Linked DNA regions of Homo sapiens: region 1 is linked to region 2. A link is a contact called in ENCODE Hi-C or POLR2A ChIA-PET data. All regions are on one chromosome and are shown on one strand. The core of a region is the stretch at or near the end of the contact, and the rest is flanking DNA. Distances in the headings are between cores, read along the strand shown. Region 1 overlaps PPP1R12B (protein phosphatase 1 regulatory subunit 12B). Region 2 holds the start of LGR6 (leucine rich repeat containing G protein-coupled receptor 6).

Region 1 (7,040 bases), core at 1,985-4,484, 270 kb after region 2:
ATCCCAAAAGTCAAGGATTTAATACAGAAACTGTGTCTGTACTCTTGAAACTCTGGGGCCCTGGCACAAGTAAATTCAAAACCACCTTGAAGGAACACATCTGCAATCCAGAGTAAAAGACTGTAAACTGTAAAAACAGTTTCAACCAAAGATGAATTCACATAAAACATAAACACTGAAGGTCACCATGAGGGAAGAGTTCTATGACAAACTCATAGATGCAGACTAACATGTAATAAAAGTTTTAAATGCAGAAAGAAACCTCAAACTATTATTGGAATAGGTAACAAGAATTACAGTTGACCAGCTGTATTGAAGATAGACACACGTATAGGAACAGTTTGGTAAATGAATCAGGAATGGTTTTTAAAGTATAAGATTTTGCAAAATAGTATTATCTATATAGAATCTTGTTTAAATGGGAACCCACATATATAAAGCACCTAACAACCATTTATTGAGAGACTGCCATGTGCCAGGCACAGAGACATTAAGGATACGAGACCAAAGAAAACATTTTTTTGGCTGGGTCCAGTAGCTCACACCTGTAATCCCAGCACTTTGGGAGGCCGAGGCGGGTGGACTGCTTGAGGTCTGGAGTTCAAGACCAGCCTGACCAACATGGCGACACGCCATCTCTACTAAAAAAATACAAAAAATTAGCTGGGCATGGTGGCACGTGCCTGTAATCCCAGCTACTAAGGAGGCCGAGGCAGGAGAATCACTTGAACCTGGGACGCAGAGGTTGCAGTGAGCTGAGATTGCGCCATTGCTCTCCAGCCTGGGAGACAGAGCGAGACTCCATCTCAAAAAAAAAAAAAAAGAAAGAAAGAAAACATTTTTTCTACCCTTGAGGATATAACTATTATGGGAAGTCAAATAAGTACATCAAATATTATTGTATAATTGTTAAGTGCTGTGGTAAAGATATGTATAGATTGCTATGAGAGCATAGAGGAGGGGAATCTAAATTAGATTGAATAGGGTGACAAGGAAGGCCTACCAGAGGAGGTAACTGGAGTTGAATTTTGAAAGGCAACTTTAAGTTAACTATAAGTAGTAATAGGAGGATGGTATTTGAGAGGAAACATGAGAAATTCAAGAAACAAACAAGTTCAGAATGCCTGAAGCTGGGAGAAGGTGAGGCCAGGCTAGCATATCTGAAAGTGTCTTTTGTGGAAACAGATTTAGATGAAGGAAAAAAAAAAAAGTATTCTGTGGCTAAATGAATTTGGGAACAATGGATTAAACAAAATTAAATAGGATCACTCAAAAGCCTTCTTAGGGTCATTCCTCTCTGGGGAATGGGGAGAGTGGGACATGGGAGTGGTTAGGGAATTTGCAGCATTTTCCAAATTTCTGAGTCCATCTAGTAGTTTTGTTTTTCAAAGAAACCCAAGACTGGTATTCCACTGGAGAAACTTTGGAAATTGTCAAGCTAGAGAGGTAGGCAGGAACCAAATCATGTAGATTTTTGTCTGTACTATGCTAAGAAATTTGAATTTCTAGTCTCAAAGCTATGGAATACAATTGAGGGAATAAATAGGATCACTCAAAAGCTTTCTTAGGGTCATTCCTCTCTGGGGAATGGGGAGAGTGGGACGTGGGAGTGGTTAGGGAATTTGCAGCATTTTCCAAATTTCTGAGTCCATCTAGTAGTTTTGTTTTGTTTTTCAAAGAAACCCAAGACTGGTATTCCACTGGAGAAACTTTGGAAATTGTCAAGCTAGAGAGGTAGGCAGGAACCAAATCATGTAGATTTTTGTCTGTACTATGCTAAGAAATTTGAATTTCTAGTCTCAAAGCTATGGAATACAATTGAGGGATTTCCAGCAGGGGAATGACTTGATCAAATAAAACATATCATTTAAGCCTTTACAGAATTAAAGCCATTTAGTTTCTCTGGCTAGACAAGCATAAACTGAAAGAAAAAAAAATCAGATGTTTTGAAAACAGCTAAATTTTCCTTCTGAAAGAGCATGCTGGATGCTAATTCTACTCTTGAAGCTGCAGCTTTCTCTGTAATCAGCTCATTGTGGAAGCATTTTGACTCCTACTGGGAAACCTTGATAAAAGCCTGAAGCCTGTGTTCACAGGTCCAATTTCAAACAATTAGTGAGCATTGGGATAAATGGGGCTTTAAAACTGGCCACAGCAAGACCAAAGTAGTAGAAGGTTCTCTCTCAGAAATAATCTCCATTTGCAGTGTAATTAAAGCACTTCAGTTGGGGAGTGGGTTTTACCATTAAATTGCACAGCTGGCTCTCCTTTTCTGAGAATGTTTTATCTTAAGAGGGGATAAGTGGGTATGTGCATACCAATTGGCCAATGATCAGTCTCAGCTTTACACCCTTGTGCTAACAGTTCTTTACTCAGTTTAACTACAGATATGTTGCTAAATGAGCAAAGCTAGATATAAAAGAATACATTATGATGCCAAATAGTAATAAACATGGAAATGTTAATATTGGATTTTTGGGTGTATTATGGATACTTTTTATTTTTATTTTTTCTGTATTTTCCAAAGTTCCAGAATGATAAAGGATTACTGTTATTATGGGGCAGAGGGAGCAGGAGGGCATGAAGGAATATTAATTATAGGGACAACAGTCTTTCTTATAATGTAAGTCTGTGAAGAAGGCTGTGATCGTTGAAGAGTAAATATAATAGAGATTCAAGGTTTGCAGGATTCTAGATAATTTATGGTTTTGCATACACAGTACAGAACTTGTAAAACAGTTTATTCCTTTTTGAGAAGGGCATAATCTTGGATTTGTGAAGTTCCTTTTTTTCCCCCCTGAAAAGCTCAAGTGTGCTTGAATGTATTCTCTTTATAAGATGGAAAGGAATAGAACAATATGCTCCCTATTTTACAAATGGGAATGCTGAGGCCCTAAGAGCATAGAGTCATTTGCTTAATATGACACTCTGAGTCAGAGGCACAGTAGAGACCATCACCTAGGCCTTCTTTTCCTCCTCATTGAATTTACTGACCATTTCTTCTATTGAATTTAAGTATTATCCATTCAGAATAAAGGTTTTGACTCAGGGGCCAGTCCACAGCTCAGAATGCAACAGTCTCTATCTTTAGGGCTTTCTGATAACTGCCATTCAGTCTTTGGATTGCTTGTGAGAACTATAGAAACCAACAAGGTCATCTGATTATAAAGGGACTGATTTGACAGGACAGAAATGGCAAGTGGCAAGCTGTTGGCAGATAGCTCTGCAGAAATACCAGGGCCAGGCAGCAGCTGTCACAATAGGGTAGTGGTTGGGTTCATTTTCCAAAGCTCCAAGTTTTCCTTAGCAACAAAATGTAAACAATTCCCATTGCTAATATTAGAGTCTAATAGTGTCTGACTTTGATTCTTTTGTTTTTCCTTTAGCTTTTTCTCTCTCACCCAACCCTGAATTTTACCTCTTTTTTAATTGTGCTCTTTCTTTTCTTTGTAGAAATGGTTAAAAATAGTTTTTCTCCACAATAAGCTAAAATTGTCTTTCCCAAATAGCTCACATTACATATGACTCTGCTTTGCTTGGTCAAGATACAGTGAGTACTGGCTGAGTCATATATACCACACTTATGGACCTTCTTCAGTCCCTTGGGGTCTTTATAAGCTAGGTAGTTATACCTACTAATGTGAAGCTGTCAGCAGATTAATTTGGCATCATCTTTGGAATGTTCAAAATTTAAACCAAGAATTTAAACTCTGAGTTATGGTTTTTAAAAGTCATTTGATTTGTTCCCCTGTGTCCAAGCTAAAGACTGGCAGTTGTCAATTCAAAAAGGTACTCAAAGAGGTTCCACAAACGACTCCAATCTTTCTCCAGTTTTGTTCTAAAGTGATTAGTTATCTAAAAGTCTGCGGCCATGCTGCCATTACCAAGTTTTTTCTCTACTGATAGAAATAAGCTCTCTCTTCCTAAGTATGAATATTGAACAAGAAGAGAGTGAAACATATGTAGCAGTGGGTACATTTTCTACTATATTACAATTCTGGAGGTCTCTGGATTGCTTATAGAATTAGGATTATGCTGTGGGACTCTGAACAATTCTGGAATAGAAAGAAAAAAGGTGATTCTTTTAGTGCTTTGGCCCTAATCCTTAGGTAGCAAAATGACAAGAGGCTTCACCAGGCTGAATATGCCTTACAAACAAACTGCTTTCAGTGTCATATGGCACCTCTATGTAATTTTTTTTCAGAATATGTCTCTTTGAAATAATAGTGATGATATGTTGCTGCCTGAGAGATGAGGCTACCCCTAGATAACTGTGAATGGCTAGACTTAGTGGGAAATGCACAGGATTGATTTAAGAGTTCCAGTTCAAATGGGGCATGGTGGCTGACACCTGTAATCCCAGCTACTTGAGAGGCTGAGGCAGAAGGATCACTTGATGCCAGGAGCTCAAGACCAGCCTGGGCAATATAGTGAGATCCCCATCTCTTTAAAAAAAAAAAAAAAAGAATAGTCCAGTTCGGCCTTTTATATGTGTGATTTTGGTTAAATAAATCAAGTTCCGTTTCTGACTCTTTCCTCATATGTAAAAAAGGGATAATGCTTACCTTGTTTGCATGTATTTGAGGATTAGAAATAATTTACGAGTAACCTAGATTTTCCCAAATCTATCTCATGGAGCTATTGTGAGGATCAAATGAGACAGACTATGTGAAAGTGTTTTGCAAACTACAAAACAATTTAGAGATATATATGACAATTATTTATGTCATTACCAGTGAAATGCTTTTTTGACTTTCATTAAGATCCATTCCTAGCTTTTCCAGAGCTAATACATTTGGAAATAAGATCCACCCTAAAATGCTAAATATTAATACCATTTTAGATTTTAGGGATGTTTAATTTTTAAACCCTACATGCTATAGGGATTCCATATCTCAAGTTTAGGAGACTTAATTTTTAAATTTAAGCTCACTTGTCCTGCCTCTGATGTCCTTACCAATTATTTATAATGTTATACATTATTTTCTGCAGCCCTAAGGGAAAATCTCCATTGTGGTGACAAAGTAAGTGGCAGCCATACACAGGTACCTTCTTATGCCTTTTCTCCCCTCACCAAGCAGTGTCCAGGAATCTAAGCATTTGAACATTTATATGAGGCAAGAGCTAGTGAGCTGAATGTGATAATGGTAGCAGTTGACCCTTGCAGGAAAGTTTGAGCCTGGGCCTCCTATCCCAGTGATATTCTTTATGCTAAAAATATTAGTAATTCCCTCCCACAGATTCCTTTCCTGCCTAAGTGAGGTCAATTTCTGTTGTTTTGCAAACAAGTACACTCAATACTATGCAGTAGTGGATATTTTTGATACTAAGGTGAGCATGTTTTAAAATCGGTTATAGTGACGATTGCATAAATCTGAATATACTAAAAATCTTTAAATGGTACACCTAATGGGCATGTGAATTATGTCTCAATAAAGCTGTTTAAAAATAACATTAGTACTGTTAATCTCCACCAAACAGTTCTGGGAAGGGAGGCCTAGATGGTGTCTACTAAGAGTTAAAGCAATGAGATTTAGAGCCTTGAATAAAAGAGTCTATTTTCTTTTTTCCGTATTTCTGTTGCTAAACACGGCTGTTGCCAACACCATCTCACTTCATTTTCCAGAGATAAGGGCATTTGTCATGCGTTTCTCAGCCCACCACTTAACAGTTCAGGAGTGGAAGCTTAAAGTGTTTCCCCCTCCCCCTCAGGACACGTGCATTTAGAAGAAAGGACAAGAATCCATTTCCTTATGTAGCAGAACCTCTGATAGTTCTATCCCAGTTCCCAGCCACTTCAGAGTGAAGACAGTCACCCAACACCTGCTACTAAAAGCCCTTATCAGCCATGTTTTTGCGGTTAATCTCCTTCTGATAAAGTGGTTCATTTTTCAGAGCTGTGAATATTGGTGACATGTAGGAGGGACCAAAATTTTCAGCCCTCATTCAACCCTCCCTTGTTTTTTATCAGTTGATTTTCCCATGTTAGAAAAGGACAGTTGCTGGTACAATCTCATAAAATGGGCTCCAGTGTTTAGAGAAGGACAGTCAGAGGAGTGGCCACCTGTTTGTTGAAAATTGGGCTTCTGGGAAAGTTGCTGCACAAGTGTGTGGCAAGGTGTGTCTGAGATAGCTTGACCTGCTTTCACCTGGAATGATTTGATCTGGCAATAGAGTTCCTTGCCATTCCTGGTTTTATGGAAATCAGAGGCACAGGAAGTTGATCTGGGTGTTCTGGGGAATTGAGACAAGCCTCTGCCATAGTTTGTTAGTACTCTGTGTTTGGATGCTAACTCCAGTGTGCTGAGTTGAGACATCAGCAAGTGCTGGGCCTGGAATGTCAGAAGCAGCAGGTAAAATTTCTTTGTTTGATAGCTTTAATGTCCTAGATGCATGTTTCTTTGGGAAACTGGCTTGGTTGCATACTTTGATTTGGTGGTATGGTTGGGGAAGTGGGAGAAGGCAAGTGGTAAGAATAAGATATAACCAGTTTGGAACTTCTCTAGTGTTTCTTCACATTACTAATGAATTTAAACATGTGCACTGACTTATAAACATCAGACCCAAAAGATTAGGGTAGCAGAGGACAATTAAGAGTTTCAAGAAGTAGAAACATGCTTCTCTTTTAAAGAAGAAACTGGAATTGGCACTGTTATTCTTAAGTTGGATAGTAAGACACAGGTGATGGTTTATTATTCTTTATATCTTTTTTGTTTGCCTTAAATATTATATATGTTTTAAATAAGTAAAACAGAAAAAAGTATTGTTGGATATTTAGGGCAATTACAGAAAGAAGCTCATTTACATAGGTGAAGGGGCAGATTGCAACTTGAGTTGGCCTTTGAAATTATAAAATGAAGAGACTAGTTCAATCAGGTATGGGTAAAAGTTATTTACTTACTACACACTCTACAATCAGATTGAATATTAATGGAAGTTAATGTTTTTCCATGTGTATAAGATGAGAAGTTTCCTAGTTGATCTTGTTCAGAGGACCAATTTCTGGACAGAATACAAACACATGCTGAATCAGGCAATAT
Region 2 (6,310 bases), core at 3,142-5,641:
CTGCAAAGGTAAAGGGTCTTGGAATAAAGACCTGTGGCCAAGCGTGAAGCTCAGTGTGTTCTGTCTGTCCGTCCTCAGACCTGGGCCCCGTGTGTGGGTCTTGTGGGCAAACGTGGAGCCGGGATGGAAGCTAGGACCTGGAGTCTGGTTGAACTAGGTGACCTATGGCCCCTATGGTGTTGGTTTTTCCCCTGAAGCAATCCTCTCCCTGCTAATCCTTCAGTTTCTAAATATCCTCAGACTTTGGTCTCTCCACGTCTAGTTTCCTGTGGTGCTAAGCCCTGGATTCAGAATCACAGCTCCAAATTGTTCGTCCTCTGCCCCACCACCCTGTACGCACCACGCTGTATGCAGTAGGGTTTATCCTGTTTCCCACTTCCCTTCTCCTGCCATCCCCAGCCTTCTCTACCTGCCAGAGCCCCCAGGGGCCACCCTCAGCCCCCACCAGGATGGAGGTGCCAGAGCTACCCTGTTACTCAGAAGGCAGGCGCTGGAGGCACCCCTCAGGCGGAGGTGCCAAGTTTTCCCTGCTCCTTTGCTCTCTCCTCCTTCCTCCCCTCCACATAGGAGGAGGTGGAGGAGAAAGCAGGGAGGGCATATGGAGAAAGGAAAAACCAGGAGGAGCAGCAGAGACCAGAAAAGAGGGCGGGGAGGCAGCTGTCTGTCCCACACACTCTAGGACTGCACTGCATACCATGTGCGTGATTGCTGGTGGCCACATGAGCTCCTGCCTCCCTCCCTGGTCAGGCTGGGAGTTTCCAGGTGCAGTGCCTGATGCTGGACCTTAACTGCCCCTGGTGGAAGGCCCTGGGAGGACACAGAGAAAACCTGGACAGATCAGAGCAAGAGTCCCTGAAGTGGAGTTGGGTCTCCCCAAGGGGAAGAGGGGAGAGCTCTTTGGCCAACCTGAGTTCCTACTAAGGTGCAACGGGTCAGAAGTCAGTGGAGGGTCCTTCTCAGGGCTGGTTGAAGAAGGGTACAGAGGTCGTGCTGGCTGCTCAGCCGGGAGCTTTCCCAGAATGAGACTAAAGCACTGGTGCCCTCCCAGGAGGACTAAATGTCAGTGTCCTCCATATGCCATGTTTATCAGGAGCTGAGGGTGGGCCCCCTAATGACCCTCATAAAAGCAGGCTGGAGGCTCTGCTCTGAGCTGCCCAAGTCTGTCTCAAGCAGCTGCTGCTGAGGTTGAAACAGGGCTCAACCATGGCTTTTCCACTCTGGGAAGATCTCACATTGGAGCAGCAGGAGCTGCAAATGAGATGGAGCCGAGGCTATGGTTGAGTGAAGGAAGTGCAGGCTGGCCTGCGGTAGCTTTCTTCCATAGGGCAGAGGTGGCTCTATCTGTGGGTCTTTCTGGTCATGTAGGCCCATCCTCTGGCCTTCCTAGGAGGCTCGTCTTCTTTTATTTATTTATTTATTTATTATTTTTTTTTAATTGATCATTCTTGGGTGTTTCTCGCAGAGGGGGATTTGGCAGGGTCACAGGACAATAGTGGAGGGAAGGTCAGCAGATAAACAAGTGAACAAAGGTCTCTGGTTTTCCTAGGCAGAGGACCCTGCGGCCTTCCGCAGTGTTTGTGTCCCTGGGTACTTGAGATTAGGGAGTGGTGATGACTCTTAACGAGCATGCTGCCTTCAAGCCTCTGTTTAACAAAGCACATCTTGCACCGCCCTTAATCCATTTAACCCTGAGTGGACACAGCACATGTTTCAGAGAGCACAGGGTTGGGGGTAAGGTCACAGATCAACAGGATCCCAAGGCAGAAGAATTTTTCTTAGTACAGAACAAAATGAAAAGTCTCCCATGTCTACCTCTTTCTACACAGACACGGCAACCATCCGATTTCTCAATCTTTTCCCCACCTTTCCCGCCTTTCTATTCCACATAGCCGCCATTGTCATCCTGGCCCGTTCTCAATGAGCTGTTGGGCACACCTCCCGGACGGGGCGGCTGGCCGGGCAGAGGGGCTCCTCACTTTCCAGTAGGGGCGGCCGGGCAGAGGCGCCCCTCACCTCCCGGACGGGGCGGCTGGCCAGGCGGGGGGCTGACCCCCCCACCTCCCTCCCGGATGGGGCGGCTGGCCGGGCAGAGGGGCTCCTCACTTCCCAGTAGGGGCGGCCGGGCAGAGGCGCCCCTCACCTCCCGAGCGGCTGGCCGGGCGGGGGGCTGATTCCCCCACCTCCCTTCCGGACGGGGCGGCTGGCCAGGCGGGGAGCTGACCCCCCCATCTCCCTCCCGGACGGGGTGGCTGCCGGGCGGAGACGCTCCTCACTTCCCAGACGGGGTGGCTGCCGGGCGGAGGGGCTCCTCACTTCTCAGACGGGGCGGCTGCTGGGCGGAGGGGCTCCTCACTTCTCAGACAGGGCGGTTGCCAGGCAGAGGGTCTCCTCACTTCTCAGACGGGGCGGCCGGGGAGAGACGCTCTTCACATCCCGGACGGGGCGACAGGGCAGAGGCGCTCCCCACATCTCAGACGATGGGCAGCCGGGCAGAGACGCTCCTCACTTCCTAGATGGGATGGCGGCCGGGAAGAGGTGCTCCTCACTTCCTAGATGGGATGGCGGCTGGGCAGAGACGCTCCTCACTTTCCAGACTGGGCAGCCAGGCAGAGGGGCTCCTCACATCCCAGACGATGGGCGGCCAGGCAGAGACGCTCCTCACTTCCCAGACGGGGTGGCGGCCGGGCAGAGGCTGCAATCTCGGCACTTTGGGAGGCCAAGGCAGGCTGCTGGGAGGTGGATGTTGTAGCGAGCCGAGATCACGCCACTGCACTCCAGCCTGGGCACCATTGAGCACTGAGTGAAGGAGACTCCGTCTGCAATCCCGGCACCTCGGGAGGCCGAGGCTGGCGGATCACTCGCAGTTAGGAGCTGGAGACCAGCCTGGCCAACACAGCGAAACCCCGTCTCCACCCAAAAAATACGAAAACCAGTCAGGCGTGGCGGCATGCGCCTGCAATTGCAGGCACTCGGCAGGCTGAGGCAGGAGAATCAGGCAGGGAGGTTGCAGTGAGCCGAGATGGCAGCAGTACAGTCCAGCTTCGGCTCGGCATCAGAGGGAGACCGTGGAAAGAGGGGAGAGGGAGAGGGAGAGCGAGAGCGGAGGCTCGTCTTCTACTTTCAGCGCCATGGCACCAACTGGAGGCCTAGGGTCAAGGTCTGCTCATTTCTTGGTCCAGCTATGCAGCCCCTCTAGCCCTGGGAGGTTATTGGGAGAGTGGAGAGGTGTTGATGAGAGGATCCTGGCATGTGGAAAGACAGGGTGGAAGAAATCCTGGATGCCTCTGAGGTCCCAGGTTTCTAGTATACCCTCTGGCTGGACCATGGGGAGATAGGGCAAAAAAAGGAAGGAGGGGGGCCCACAGCCTGCTCTAGCTCTGCGCGGGGGCTTGGCTCAGCATGGGAGAGACCAGAGAGAGCAAGAGGCTGCATGAAGGAAGCACAGCCAGCTCACTATGGTCTAAGGAGAGAACAGGGATTGACCTCAGTTTTAACCACCATGCCCTTTGCTCTCCAGGGCTCTGGGGCCGGCCCAGGTCAGCCACTTGGTGGGATTCCAGCCTCAGGGTGGCTGAGCTGCAGGTGCAGCACCCGGCCTCCAGGTGGCACCAATCCGCTTACTTTGAGGTGGGCTCTGACAACCAGCTGAGCTGCCCACAGTCCCTCAGACTCCCGAGGTCCTGGGAGCAGGGATCAAGGTGGTCCCCAGGCCGTAAACCTGACAGAGGCTGCAGGAGTGCATTTCCACCCAGGGTGCACTCAGCGGGTGTAACTCCACACCCGTTTCTTTGGAGTCAAGGCCCGGCCTCTCAGTGAGGAGACTGCTCCTGGTTGCCCACCGTCGGGTCATCCCAGCCTGCAGTGGAACCCTCCGCAGCCTGGCCTCTTCCAGGGTAGCCCCTCACTCCCCTCTCTCCTGTCCTAGCAGACAGGCCAGGGAGGGTGGACGAGTTCCAGCTCTGGGGATGTCCCATCAGCTGTGTCACCTTGAACAAATCATTTTGCCTCTTGGGTCTCAGTTTCCTGCAGTGTGAAACGTGGTGGAGGCATGAGGGGCAATGGGAGCCCCAAGGCCTCTTTCAGAGACCTCCTCTGGGTCCCATGTGACCTCGTGGCTGTCCCCAAAGGCAAGAGGGTCCCCAGCCCTGCGGCCAAGGCCCTGGGACACCCTATCCAAACAAATGCAGGTCTCTGACGGGCTGAGCTTTGCTCGCTTGGGTTTCTTTGCTTTCTTCCTTTTTTTTTTTTCTTTCCTGGATGAAATTCCTGCCAGCTCCGAAGGAAGGAGGGAAGAGGAGCGAGCCGCAGTGTAGAAAGTTTCCTTGACTCCTCCTCCGGCTGGGTCTCCCTCCCTTGCCAAGCCCAGCCTGTGAAACTGAATAACGAAGATCACTCAACAATGCCTGCCCCTCTCTGACTGCACCGTCCCGGCGCTCCCACCGCCGCCGCCGCCGCCCAATAGAGCCCCTGGGGCGGTCCCCACCGACGGTGCAGCCCGCCGGGACCGGGAGGAAGCAGCTGCGGCCATCGCGCCGTGCGTCCGCGCCCGGCCGCCAGGTGCCCCAGTAGCCCGACCGCCGAGATGCCCAGCCCGCCGGGGCTCCGGGCGCTATGGCTTTGCGCCGCGCTGTGCGCTTCCCGGAGGGCCGGCGGCGCCCCCCAGCCCGGCCCGGGGCCCACCGCCTGCCCGGCCCCCTGCCACTGCCAGGAGGACGGCATCATGCTGTCTGCCGACTGCTCTGAGCTCGGGCTGTCCGCCGTTCCGGGGGACCTGGACCCCCTGACGGCTTACCTGTGAGTACTGCCCGCCTGTCCCCGCCTGGTCCTGCGGGCTGCTGGCTAGCGCCCAGTCCCGGCCTCAGCAGGGCACCTGCTTGCTTGGTGCCCTGGGGCATGGGCATCCCGGAGAGGGTTTGCCCCCTTCCAAGTTGACCGTTGCGGGACTGGGGAGGGGAGAAGAGTCTGAGACTAAATACCAGGCGAGCAGGGAGACCGGGCTTCCCTGACTTGGCTTCCCCATTGGCCTCCGTGCTTGTGGGCTGACTATGGGAGCCCAGGCTTGGCGAGGTGGGTTCTGGACCCTGAGCGGGAGGGCGCGGGGCTGGCTGCTCCATCTCCTGTTGCTGCATTCTCTTCTAGCAGAGCAGTGCCCGGGATGGTGGCTGAGGGTAAAGCTGACAGAACTGGAGGTGGAGGTGAGGGGAGCGTGCCCCAGTAGGGTGGAAATAATGTCTGTTCTTCTGCCATGGTGAGGACAACAGGGCTGTCACACTGAGGCTGGGTGGCCTTCGTGGGGGCGGGGGGGGCGGGTTTCCTAGAAGCTGGGAGGGGGGCCTTATCCACTCTTGTCTCCTCAGAAAGGGACTCTGCCAGCACCATCTCCCTTCACTGGGGCCTCCTGGCTCCCCCAGGGGCCTCCCTAAAGTCATGTCCCAAGAGGCTGTGTTGGAGACACTAATTTGTGGGCAGGCGCCGAGGCTGAAAACCAGAGAACCATTTTTAGCGTCTGAGTTGGGGTGAGATGGCGCGTGAAGGGGACCCTACTGGGGGCAGCTGTCCTGTCTGTCTGGCTCATGGGAGCTTCCCCTCAGAGCTGGAGGGCTGGGGGCTCTGGCTGCTCACCACCTGGGCAGGAGGAGGGTGAGAGAGCACATTCCAGGCCACCCACCTGCACCCCCAGCCCCGCTCTGGGGCAAGGAAACCTCCTCCAGCCCAGCTCTGCAGGCTCTATCAACTTCCTCAGAGGAGCTGGGAGCAGGTGGGAAAGCCTGGTGGGGCCTTCTGCTGAGGGCTAGGATCCCAGAGTTCCTTCTGGCCTGAGAGAGGCTCCTTATGGCTTTGGGGTTCCAGCACATGGGAGCTTAGAGGAAGAGGAGGCTGGGTGAATCTTTATAGGGGCCTAGCAAGAATTTGTGGAACTAAAGATGCTCAGTGTTGGGAGTGTCCTGGTGGGAGGTAGAGGGTCCCAGAGGGCAACTCTTCATGGGGCTCCTCTCCAAATGTCCCTGTCCCCAGGTTGGGATGTCCCCCTCCACTCCAAAAGGCACAGGCTGTGGGCCAGGTAAGGGAGTGGGAAGAGAAAAATAATGTCCATCTAGAAGGACAAATGGAATCCTTCACAGTGCAGTAGGTGACGGCAGAGGCAATCATGGGAATAAAGGTACCAACTGCACAGAGCCTGGGCGCTCAGCATCTGGCAAAGCAGGGCAGGCTCCGGCCCCACCCTACACACAGGCCAGCCCCTCTTTCAGCAGTTTTCTATCCTGGGAGTATGTGACATTGGTTCATTTGAAGACAGGGTCCTGTGGCT

Evidence for each region. A loop is a pair of places that touch in the nucleus more often than their neighbours do. ChIA-PET counts read pairs that join two places held with the same protein, here RNA polymerase II (POLR2A). Pooled maps may share reads with other maps.
Region 1: a pooled map shows a loop between it and region 2 (2.6-fold over the local background). The contact joins the enhancer-like site here to the promoter of LGR6 in region 2. A Hi-C loop is called at or near these places in 2 of 168 maps with a recorded cell type or tissue (MCF 10A and PC-9) and 7 of 50 pooled maps. POLR2A ChIA-PET finds 5 or more read pairs at or near these places in 1 of 52 experiments (GM10248).

The regions. Positions count from the first base shown.
Region 1 is chr1:202,456,745-202,463,784 of GRCh38, forward strand. All of the region lies in intron 13 of PPP1R12B (protein phosphatase 1 regulatory subunit 12B), which reads left to right. Among named protein-coding and RNA genes, the nearest start is that of PPP1R12B, 110 kb to the left of the region's middle. RefSeq lists a silencer at 3,097-3,391. Within about 2 kb of position 3,235, at least 4 of the 41 ENCODE cell types and tissues checked have a DNase peak (open chromatin) inside an H3K27ac peak, as active enhancers do.
Region 2 is chr1:202,189,408-202,195,717 of GRCh38, forward strand. LGR6 (leucine rich repeat containing G protein-coupled receptor 6) reads left to right here and starts at 4,392. Exons shown (of 18, transcript NM_001017403.2): 1 at 4,392-4,794. The coding sequence starts at 4,583. It also overlaps the pseudogene PTPRVP. RefSeq lists enhancers at 2,978-3,781, 3,476-3,525.